3 separate regions of the Homo sapiens genome follow, and all the other regions are linked to region 1. Evidence: chromatin contacts called from ENCODE Hi-C or POLR2A ChIA-PET data. All regions are on one chromosome and are shown on one strand. Each heading gives the region's core, a stretch centred on a gene start or an enhancer-like site at or near the end of the contact. The rest is flanking DNA. Distances are from core to core; before and after follow the strand shown. Region 1 holds the start of PSKH1 (protein serine kinase H1). Region 2 holds the start of PLA2G15 (phospholipase A2 group XV). Region 3 holds the start of SLC7A6 (solute carrier family 7 member 6).

Region 1 (3,480 bases), core at 100-2,599:
TAAAAATAAAGAAAATTAACCGGGCATGGTGGCAGGCGCCTGTAATCCCAGCTACTCGGGGAGGCTGAGGCAGGAGAATTGCTTGAACTTGGGAGGCAGAGGTTGCAGTGAGCCGAGATTGTGCCATTGCACTCCAGCCTGACAACAAGAGCGAAACTCCATCTCAGGAAAAAAGAAAAGAAAGAAACCTTACTACATAAAATAGACAACAATTTTTTTTTTTTTTTTGAGACGGAGTCTCACTCCATCGCCAAGGCTGGAGTGCAGTGGTGCAATCTCAGCTCATTGCAACCTCTGTCTCCCAGGTTGTAGCTATTCTCCTGTCTCAGCCTCCCGAGTAGCTGGGACTACAGGAGCCTGCCACCAAGCCTGGCTAATTTTTGTATTTTTAGTAGAGACAGGGTTTCACCTTGTTGGTCAGACTGGTCTCAAACTCCTGACTTCAGGTGATCCACCTGCCTTGGCCTCCCAAAGTGCTGGGATTACAAGTGTGAGCAGTGGCGCCCAGCCGACGACAATGTTTTATTGGTGTTAATTTATTTTTAGGTTTAAAGTATAACATTAGCTTATACAGTCAATCAAAGACAGTTCCATGTGCAAAGTACATACTCAATAAAGATTTGAATACAGAGCTACTGAAATGGGGAAGATGGATGGAGGTTACAATGCACTTACCATCTGCAGCACCTATTTTAACCCCTCCAAGTTGGGTTGACTGTAAAGTGAACCAGTTCTGATCCTATAGAGAAGTCATTGTGAATGGTAACAATTTTTTAAAAATCCGCTTGCTTTTCAGACTCGGCATATAAATTAAATTAACAACAACAAATAACCATGAGTCCAGAAGTTGGCCCAAGATTGACTTCACCTATCTACAAATTAACCCTTTGCATCTCTTCTTTGATGGAGGCCAAATTCAACACATGGAGTGTTGAAATTATTCTAAGTGCAGTTTTAAAAAATAGATTTTGTTAATGAAAATTAAGTCTATCCTTTGCGGAGTTCCAGAGGCACTTCCAGAAACCTCTGTTGGAAAGCATTGTTTACCCAAGCTCGCATTACAGAGTCCCCTTTCCCCCAACCAGAAACTTGAAACTTTCTCCCTATTTCCCGCGATCCTTCCTTTTTCTATCACCGACCCGTCTCGCAGGCAGCGGTCAAGTTACTTTGAGCGACAAATAGACCCACCCCTTCAGGAGAGTGCCCGTCCCCGCCCCGAAGAGGTTGATTGGCAGGCCACGCTCGGAGATCCGCCAGCCGCGTAGCCCAGTTTCGGGAGAGTCCGCCCCCGACCCGCCCCCGACCCGCCCCGTAGGCTTGTTTTGGCGTCAGCTGCGCGCTGTGATGACGCCACGACGCTAACGCCCGAGAATGGCGGCGGCGGCGGCGGCGGCGGCGGCCGCTGCCATTGCCCGGAGATGGCCGGCAGAGCCGCCGAGACGCCGAAGAGCCCGCCGCCCGCGCGAGGTGAGGCGGCCCGGCCCAGGACGACGGCCCGACGGGCGGGAGGGGCAGCCGAACTGTGGTCGTGGTCGCTTTCTGGCGCTCCGGGGCCTGCCCCTGGTCAGCCTGCAGCGTCGGCCCGTGCCCCGTGCGCCAGGGCCTACAGGGTTGGAGAGCAGGCCGGGCGATGGCTGCTCGGGTTCCCGGCGTCCGAGTCTGGACTGGCCTCGGAACGTGCTGTCGTGCTGGATAGCCCGTCTCCAGGCCCGCTTGGGCCTGGTGGACGTGGTCGGTTGCCCTGCCTGCTTGCTGTTCAGCCGCCCCGCGTCCAGAGCGGGTCAGGTTGATCCAACCTGGTTGTCCTTGTCCTTACTGCCTTCTCGCGCCCGGCGCCTACTCCACACCCCTCCTTTGCGTCTGCCAGGGGCCGGCGGGGCAGCTGATCGCTTCCTTGTGCAGGCTGGGAAATAGCAGGTCTGAGTCCAGCTGGGTTGCTTGCTTGGCAAGCTTGTCATTCCTCTACCTGCAAGGGGAAGCCTAGTCCCCCACACTTAGTCCCCCTCCATAAAGCGGCTGAAGTGATAATTCCCACCTGAAAATCTGAGTAAGTCCTTCACTGCCTGAAACTAGTTCCTTAGTGCCTTCAGGACAAAGGCCGCACTTCTTAGCAAGGCATTCAGGGCTCTTCGTAATCTGGTGAAGGTTTAACCAGCCAATCAACACCGGAGCACTTCTGTGCTCCCTTTACGTAGTTTATTGTTGTTAAAACGTGTGGCGCTCCTGTTAGCTCTGGTTTCATACCTTTGTGTTTTAGTATTACTAATTTTGAGACAAGGCCTCTATTGCCCAAGCTGGAGTGCAATGGCTCATTCATAGCTCACTGCAGCCTTGAACTCCTGGACTCAAATGATCCTCCCGCCTCAACCTCCCGAGTAGCTGAGACAAGAGGCACTCCCCTCCACGCCTGGCTAAGTTTAAAATTTTTTGTAGAGCCAGGGAGTCTGGCTTTGTTGCCAGAGCTGGCTTCAAGAGACCCTCCTGCCTAGGCTCCTAACATATTGAGATTATTAATACAAGCGTGAGCCACTGTGCTTGGTCCCCTTGTGCTTTAGATAACGCAGTTTTCTCAGTTTGCTATACACTGCCTTCCACCCCACCGACCACCTACCAGTGTTGGAAACTTACATCTGTCCTATAAAATCCACCTGAGATGTCACTTCCTAGGAAAAAAATCTACCTTGCTTGGCATGTAACCATTAACTCCTCTATATCCATGCTGCTACTATTGAGTACATCCTGTTGTGTCACATGGTGGTCTTCTGTCTGCATATGTCTGGCTCTGTGCCTGGCATAAAATAGGGGCTAGCCTCCAGTAGCATTTGCTGAATGCTGACTTATGAATGGATAGATTCAACTGTATTTTTGAGCACCTATCAGGGCTAGGATCTAAGATGAGCACAGCAAATGCCAGCGTATGTGTGTGGTAGGTAGTACAGCCTCTTAATCCTGGATAGTCCAAAATCTCCTGGGATAATTTTGTGATACAAAATCAAGAGCCTTACTGTCTGAGTTAGTTTTTTTTTTTTTTTTTTTTTGAGACGGAGTTTTGCTCTTTTTGCCCAGGCTGGAGCAATGGCGCGATCTTGGCTCACTGCAACCTCTACCCCCCAGGTTCAAGTGATTCTCCTGCCTCAGCCCCCAGAGTAGCTGGGGTTACAGGCAAGCACCACTATGCCCAGCTAATTTTGTATTTTTAGTAGAGATGGTGTTTCACCGTGTTGGCCAGGCTGGTCTCGAACTCCTGACCTCAGGTGATCCACCTGCCTCGGCCTCCCAAAGTGCTAGGGTTGCAGGCATAAGCCACTATGCCTGGCTGAGATTTTTTTTTTTTTGTTTAAACAGAGACGAGGTCTCGCCATGTTGCCGAGGCTGGTGTCGAACTCCTGGGCTCAAGCAGTCCTCCCACCTTGGCCTCCCGAAGTTTTAGGGTTACAGGCAAGAGCCACCACACCTGACCCACTCTTTGAGATTTTGATG
Region 2 (3,111 bases), core at 484-2,983, 350 kb after region 1:
GGTGGATCACTTAAGGCCAGGAGTTCAAGACTGGCCTGGGCAACATAGTGAGACCCCAACTCTACAAAAAATAAAAAACTAGCTGAGCTTGGAGGTGTACACTTGTAGTCCCAGCTACTCAGGAGGCTGAGGTGGGAAGGATTGCTTGAGCCTGAGAGGTCAAGGATGCAGTGAGCCGTGATTGTGCTACTGCACTTGGGTGACAGAGAGACCCTTTCTCAAAAAAAAAAAAAAAAAAAAAAAAAAAAGGAAAGAAAAGAAAAAGGGGCCGGGCACAGTAGCTCACGCCTGTAATCCCAGCACTTTGGGAGGCCGAGGCAGGTGGATCACCTGAGGTTGGGAGTTCAAGACCAGCCTGACTAACATGGAGAAACCCCGTCTCTACTAAAAATACAAAATTAGCCAGGGTGGTGGCGCATGCCTGCAATCCCAGCTACTCGGGAGGCTGAGGCAGGAGAATTGCTTGAATCCGGGAGACGGAGGTTACGGTGAGCCAAGATTGCACCATTGCACTCCAGCCTGGGCAACAAGAGCGAAACTCTGTCTCAAAAAAAAAAAAAAAAAGAAAAAGAAAAAGAAAAAAGAAAGAGGGAGGGTGGTGGTAGCCCAGTCACCAACATGTTTCACTATAAGAACTCGAGAAGGGCAGGGCAAGATAGTGGCTTCATAGCCAGGTCAGCTGCTTACCAAGAAGAAGGAAGGAAGGGGCAGGACAAATTTCTTGGGACCAGGTGGGATGACCAGGGTGCAGCTGCCCCTTCGAAGGGGTGGGTGTGTGGAGGATCAAGACCTCTATTTCCCAAATACTCTCGTCCCTCTATCCCACAGTGACCTATGGTGCTGGCATATAACCAGCTGTCAGGTCTTTGCCCACTCTGTTCGCCCCTGCTTCCTGGCGCAGGGAGTCCATGTCCTCTCTGGTTCCCCAGGTTTGCGAGAGTGGAGGGGGACCACGAGCTCCCGATGCCTCTCCTGCTCTGCAGGGGAACTTGCAGATGGCCCATGGCGCAGGGTCGAGACTCAAGCCCACTCCCAACCCCGCGCCCGAACTGCCCGGACTGGCGGGGTGACGCTGCACTCTGCGCCCCTAAAACGAACAGATTAACCCCTCTCTTGGGAACTGAACATGCTGACCTGGCCTCTCCCGGTTCCCCCCGCATCTGTAACCCCGGGGCAGAGTTACAGGGGCTGACTGGCCGCACCCAGGTGCCCTCGGGGCAGGGTGTGCTAAGAATTGGTGTGGGGGCTGCACAAAGGTCCTGGTCAGCTCCTGGTCACCTGAGGCCCAAGAACTGTCCGGGACTCACTTCCTCTCTTCTTGCTTTAACCGGGGTCGCTCAGCAGCGGCCAGCGCTGCACCCCTTATCCTCTCCCGGTCTTGTCCGTTCCAGATCCTCCAGGTCAGGGGGTCGCCAAGTGAGAGCTGCGCAGCGTGGATTTCGGGTACCCAGGGCTGGGCGGGGTACAGCAGCGGCGAGCTGGGTTCCCGGGTGGGCGACTGACAGCCCGGAGCCAGGCGATACCTCGATCCATCGATGCGCTCGGCGCTCAGCGTGGTCCAGGAAGCAGGGGGTTGGGCAAGGGCGGGGCGGCGACCTCCGACTGGGAGGGGCGTATATGGCGGCGAGTCCCTATTGGCCAGCCATTTGCGGGAGGCGGGCCCTGATTGGCCGGGGGGATGCGGGGGATGCGGGCGGCGGGGTTAAGCGCGTCGCCACCGCCCCCGCCTAGGCGAGAGCCCAGAGAGCTGAACCTGCATCCCGGACCTGCGGCGACCGTCGTACACCATGGGCCTCCACCTCCGCCCCTACCGTGTGGGGCTGCTCCCGGATGGCCTCCTGTTCCTCTTGCTGCTGCTAATGCTGCTCGCGGACCCAGCGCTCCCGGCCGGACGTCACCCCCCAGTGGTGCTGGGTGAGGCACGGGTCTCGTGGTGGATCTGTCGGTCGGGCGGGACGGGCCGCGGGCGGGGCTGCCTTCCCGGTCTGCTTCTGTTCCAGTCACGAAATGGGGGAGCGTATTGGTATCTGTCTTGTCACTTAGGTGATCTAGATCTGCCGGCTCACCTCCCGCCATGCTGGGCGCGGGTGTGGTCAGCTCCCCACCTCCTGTCCTGGTAGAAAATGGGGGTGAGTGGGAGAGTTACCATCTGGTTATTCATAGTTCCACCTGTCCGCATCATTCCCAAGCCTTGCCTCCCCTTATCCCATTTTTAAGCTGGAAAGACAGGTGCTTCAGCCCCACTCCTGAGGGATGGTGGGGGTGTGTAGAGTGGCTCCTGAGTTGACTTCTGCATCGACCTGGGCCTGGTTAGGAGGCTGTCACCCTCGACCCCTCCAATGCCACATATGCCAGAAGGCATTGCTGAAAGGAACCTCCTTAGGGAAAGGATTGCTGTCCTAGCTGGCCACCAACTCCCACAACTTATCAGATGTGTGGCATTGCCTGAGGGAAAAGGCCTAAGGGAAACTGAAGACAACTGAAGTCAGGGGAAAGGGTTGGGACAATGGCCATGAACCTGTGTCAGGCAACATGCTTGTACTCTTACCCTGCCACACATGCTTGGACTAGACTATGTGGAGGCTCGGTGACCTCCCCTGCTCACCCCGCTCCTTGATCACAACCCTGGCAACTCTACAACGGCCACTGTATTTCCTTGCAGGGATGGGCAGGGATGAGACCTCTGTCTGGGGGGCCTTGGGTGCCTCATTGAGGCCGTCACTCCCATCCAGAGCTGGTGTGTCCGTGGCCAGCCAGGATTCCTGAAAGCAGAGGCATCTGAGGCATGAATTACACGTGGAGTCTAGTGCAGCATGATCTCCATGCTCTTTCTGCTGAGAGTACTTTAAATGGGGACGATGCAAATCACAGAAGGGTAGAGTTGGCAGGTAGGGTGGTGCCAGGCAGGCCCCACCAGGAGTTCCCAGCCAGGAAAAGCTCCAGGGGGATACTAGGCCCAGGTTCACCATGGGATTTGGGCAGACTTGGCCCTGCCTCCCCAAAGCTTGCAGGATAGGAATAACAGTGATCCCCAGAGAGGAAGTCTGTGTGGGGCAAGCACAGAGAATCCACCAACCCAGCCTGGATGGGTGGGTGTCAAGTAAGGCTTCC
Region 3 (3,401 bases), core at 260-2,759, 370 kb after region 1:
GGCATGTGCCACCACACTCGGCTAATTTTGTATTTTTAGTAGAGACGGGGTTTCTCCATGTTGGTCAGGCTGGTCTCGAACTCCTGACCTCAAGGTGATCTGCCTGCCTCAGCCTCCCAAAGTTGTAGGATTACAGGCGTGAGCCACCAGGCCCGGCTGAGCCGGCATACCTTATATGAAGCTGTGGCAGGGACACGTGGGCTGGGTGCTGACACAAGTGTCCAGAGCTGTCCTTCTGCTCAGCCAGGGAGGCCGGAGGAACTGATCTGGGAGGCAAAGGGTGCAACTCGATTGATCCAAATATATACGTCCACTCACTGACACTTAGGGGAGGGGTTCCAAGCAGAGGGCAGGAGGGCAGCACCAGCGAGGATTCCTCAAGTATTGTCATCCCAGGCCTGCAGAGAGGAGAATGGAAGGGTTTTAGGCAGGGGAGATACAAAGTCATCGCAATCTGTATTCTAGGAGCATCCCCTACTCTGTGGAGATGGGGTAAGGGGAGCAGGATAGGGATTGAGAAGCCGTTGTGGCTGGGGAGAAGAAAACGAGGTATAGGCCGTGGGAGGAGTGGGGAGGAAGGGTCTGAGGTGCTACCCATCTCTGGCTGGGTCCCTGTCACTGGGTGGCAGGGAGCAGGGTCTTGGGTATGGTCTGGAACCAGAGGACGTGTACTTGTGGTCATAAGGCTGGGGGAAAAGATTCCAGGGCCCTGGAGAAAGTCAGTGCTTGAGGTGTGGACAGGAAATTTCGGAGGAGGGCTCAGGCGCCCATGAGGTCAGGAGGCTCTAGACAGAGAGCCCCAGAGCCACCAGAGGAAAAGGAACTCGAGAGAAAGATGGAGGAGCAAACAGAGGGAGGGGAAGGGGGCAGGAGGTGCAGCTCCCCCAAGAGGGGGGGCAGGAGGTGCAGCTCCCCCAAGAGGGGTGGCAGCCCTCTTGGGAAGATGAGGACAGAGCCCCAGGGAGGCCTGGGGTTGGCAAAGGGAGCCTGCAGTTTCTTTGTGGGTGCGGGGGCCTCAAGGGCTACGAGTCTGAGCTGTGCGTGTGTTTGGACAAGTCCCCAGAGTGTGTGTCTTCCTGGGGTTCCTAGACTGCGAGTGGCAGTGGCCCGGCGGCGGAGGCCGTTTGGATCCCTGTGTGAGCTGTAGGGGGCGCCCTGGGCGTCGGGCCCAGGTCAAGTGCGAGATAGGAACGGGGTGCGGGGGCCGATGAGAGCTCCCCGCGGGAATGTCCGCTGTGGACGCCCTCGGAGGCCCCATCTAACTCCAGGGCGGCGAGCGTGGCCGGGCCCAGTTCACGGGCTGCTCGAGCCCTGACGAGGCAGCTGGGGGCTGTCTGGCGTCCACGCTCACGTTCTGGGCCGGCGGACCCCGTACCGGCCAGGCCGTGGCGGCCACGGGGGCCCGGAAGCGCCGCCGCCAGCTGGCCCCGCACGGAACTGTGTCCCGACGCGGCGCGCGCTGTCGCGATCCGGCGGCGGGTGACGTGGCGGGGCGGGGCCTGAGCTGCCGCGGCGGCGGCGGCGCGACCGAGCATCCTGGCGGCGCCGGGCCACTGGGAGGTAACGGGCTGGGCCATGGGCGGGCGCGCCGGGAGCGGGGCCGGGGCTGGGCCGCGTTCTGTGGGAGCCGAACCCTGTGGGTCTTCGCTGCCGCCGTCGGGAGCGGGATGCGGCCCAGAAACAGCGCGGGGCTGGCCGATCGGGGCCGCGCGAGAGGCGCTGCGGGTGAGGGGGGGCGCCACGAGGAGAGAGGGACCTCGAGCGTGAGGGCCGAGTGTGGGAGAAACGCTGTATGGGTGCGAGCCCCGGAGGCTGATGGTGACCGCGAGGGAGCCAGTCTTGGGGTGTGCTGGCGACGCGGCGAGTGTGAGGGAGACCGGGGGTGTGTGTGGAGAGGGAAACCCCAGGTGCGAGGGTGACCGGGACGCTGAGTGCGCGGGCCGCGCCGCGAGCGTGAGACTGTGCGACGGTGACCCTGAGTGGGGCTGTGACTGCGCCTCCGACTGCAGGACGGAGAACCTGTGCTGTGTGGCGGCCGCGGTGGGGCAAAGAAAGACGCGGGCTCAGGACCTCAGGAGCCAGGCTTCCTGGGGCTGTCGCAAGAATGACGATTATCATTTTAAAATCAGTCCTTTTACTTTAGAGAATGCCGCAAGGTTTTGTGGCGTGCTGGAGCCTGGAGCGTTGGGCTGCTGGCGCTGGGGAACCCGCGTGCCCCTGGTGATTATGGCTCTTTTGAGCGTCCCTATAGCCTGTCATCTTGTGTGACTATCTCTCCTGAATGTGGGGAGATAGACGTGAAACATTCTGAAAATTCTTTGCTGGGCTCTAAGCAAACATGTTGTGTAATGGTCAGTATAAATAGGAATCAGGGTGTCGGCGAACACGTTTTTGAGTACCTCTTGTATGCCCTGGGCTTGGTGACACAGTTAAAAAGAATTCAGTCTCTGCCCTTGATAGGGGAAAAAGCCAGGGCAGCTCATCTCGCAGGGCGGCTGTTCAGTGCCCAGCCATCCGGGGCTTGTCTCTCAGAACTGCTCCCAGATTTCAGATCTGGGAGGAGCAGACTTGAAAGGCTGTGAGTACTTCCTTATATCAGTTCCACCTCTTTTTGGTGGCGGTGAGGCCTTTTGGGGACCTGCCCAGGCTGCCTGCATTACTCAGGTCCCATGTGTGCTGCGCAGACGGCTTTTGCTTCCCAACTTTGATCTCAGATCGTTATTCAAGTCGTTACACTGGAGTTTATTTTCCTGGCAAGTGTGTGGAAAACCACCAGCCTGATTTTCTCCTCTCTTCCTCTCCTTGTCCTCCTTCCCTATTTGGCCGTGGATGTATTTTTATTGCATATACCGGTTTTATGATCCCCATCTCCCTGGAACTTCTTAGTAGAAGAAATTTCCTGACCTTTGTGCTTCCTGCTGTAATTTCTTGGATGTATATTAGTTTCTAAAAAAGTTATGCAGGCCGGGCGCGGTGGCTCAGTCCTGTAATCCCAGCACTTTGGGAGGCCGAGGCAGGCGGATCACGGGGTCAGGAGATCGAGACCATCCTGGCTAACATGGTGAAATCCCGTCTCTACTAAAAATACAAAAATTGAGCCAGGTGTGGTGGTGGGCACCTGTAGTCCCACCTACTCGGGAGGCTGAGGCAGGAGAATGGCTTGAACCCGGGAGGCGGAGGTTGCAGTGAGCCAAGATTGCGCCATTGCACTCTAGCCTGGGCAACAGAGCGAGACTCCATCTCCAAAAAAAAAGAAAAAAAGTTATGTAAACGGTGCCCACGGGACCTGGGGCCCCAGAGCTGCCTAGACTTACATGATTTAATGTGACAAGGCCAGTTCTCTGACAGGTTTGGGCTGGCTACTTCAGTTATACCCACCCTGTGGGTGTCATGGAACCTGC

What was found. Hi-C counts contacts between places; a loop is a spot of excess contacts on that map. ChIA-PET counts read pairs that join two places held with the same protein, here RNA polymerase II (POLR2A). Pooled maps may share reads with other maps.
Region 2: a pooled map shows a loop between it and region 1 (5-fold over the local background). The contact joins the promoter of PLA2G15 here to the promoter of PSKH1 in region 1. A Hi-C loop is called at or near these places in 4 of 168 maps with a recorded cell type or tissue (CD14-positive monocyte, cardiac septum, endothelial cell of umbilical vein and 1 more), 7 of 37 single-sample maps with no recorded cell type and 11 of 50 pooled maps. POLR2A ChIA-PET finds 5 or more read pairs at or near these places in 3 of 52 experiments (GM12878 and WTC11).
Region 3: a loop to region 1 is called in a pooled map, with 4 times the contacts of the local background. The contact joins the promoter of SLC7A6 here to the promoter of PSKH1 in region 1. A Hi-C loop is called at or near these places in 4 of 50 pooled maps. POLR2A ChIA-PET finds 5 or more read pairs at or near these places in 3 of 52 experiments (GM12878, K562 and endothelial cell of umbilical vein).

Annotation. Positions count from the first base shown.
Region 1 is chr16:67,891,905-67,895,384 of GRCh38, forward strand. It overlaps PSKH1 (protein serine kinase H1), which reads left to right and starts at 1,350. Exons shown (of 3, transcript NM_006742.3): 1 at 1,350-1,467. RefSeq lists silencers at 1,087-1,146, 1,477-1,596.
Region 2 is chr16:68,243,640-68,246,750 of GRCh38, forward strand. PLA2G15 (phospholipase A2 group XV) reads left to right here and starts at 1,734. Exons shown (of 6, transcript NM_012320.4): 1 at 1,734-1,914. The coding sequence starts at 1,788. RefSeq lists enhancers at 540-1,078, 2,200-2,700 and a silencer at 1,554-1,783.
Region 3 is chr16:68,263,017-68,266,417 of GRCh38, forward strand. It overlaps SLC7A6 (solute carrier family 7 member 6), which reads left to right and starts at 1,510. Exons shown (of 11, transcript NM_003983.6): 1 at 1,510-1,560. LOC124903704 (a long non-coding RNA gene) reads right to left here and starts at 1,441. Exons shown (of 3, transcript XR_007065096.1): 1 at 1,352-1,441; 2 at 171-398. RefSeq lists a silencer at 1,396-1,675 and an enhancer at 2,048-3,247.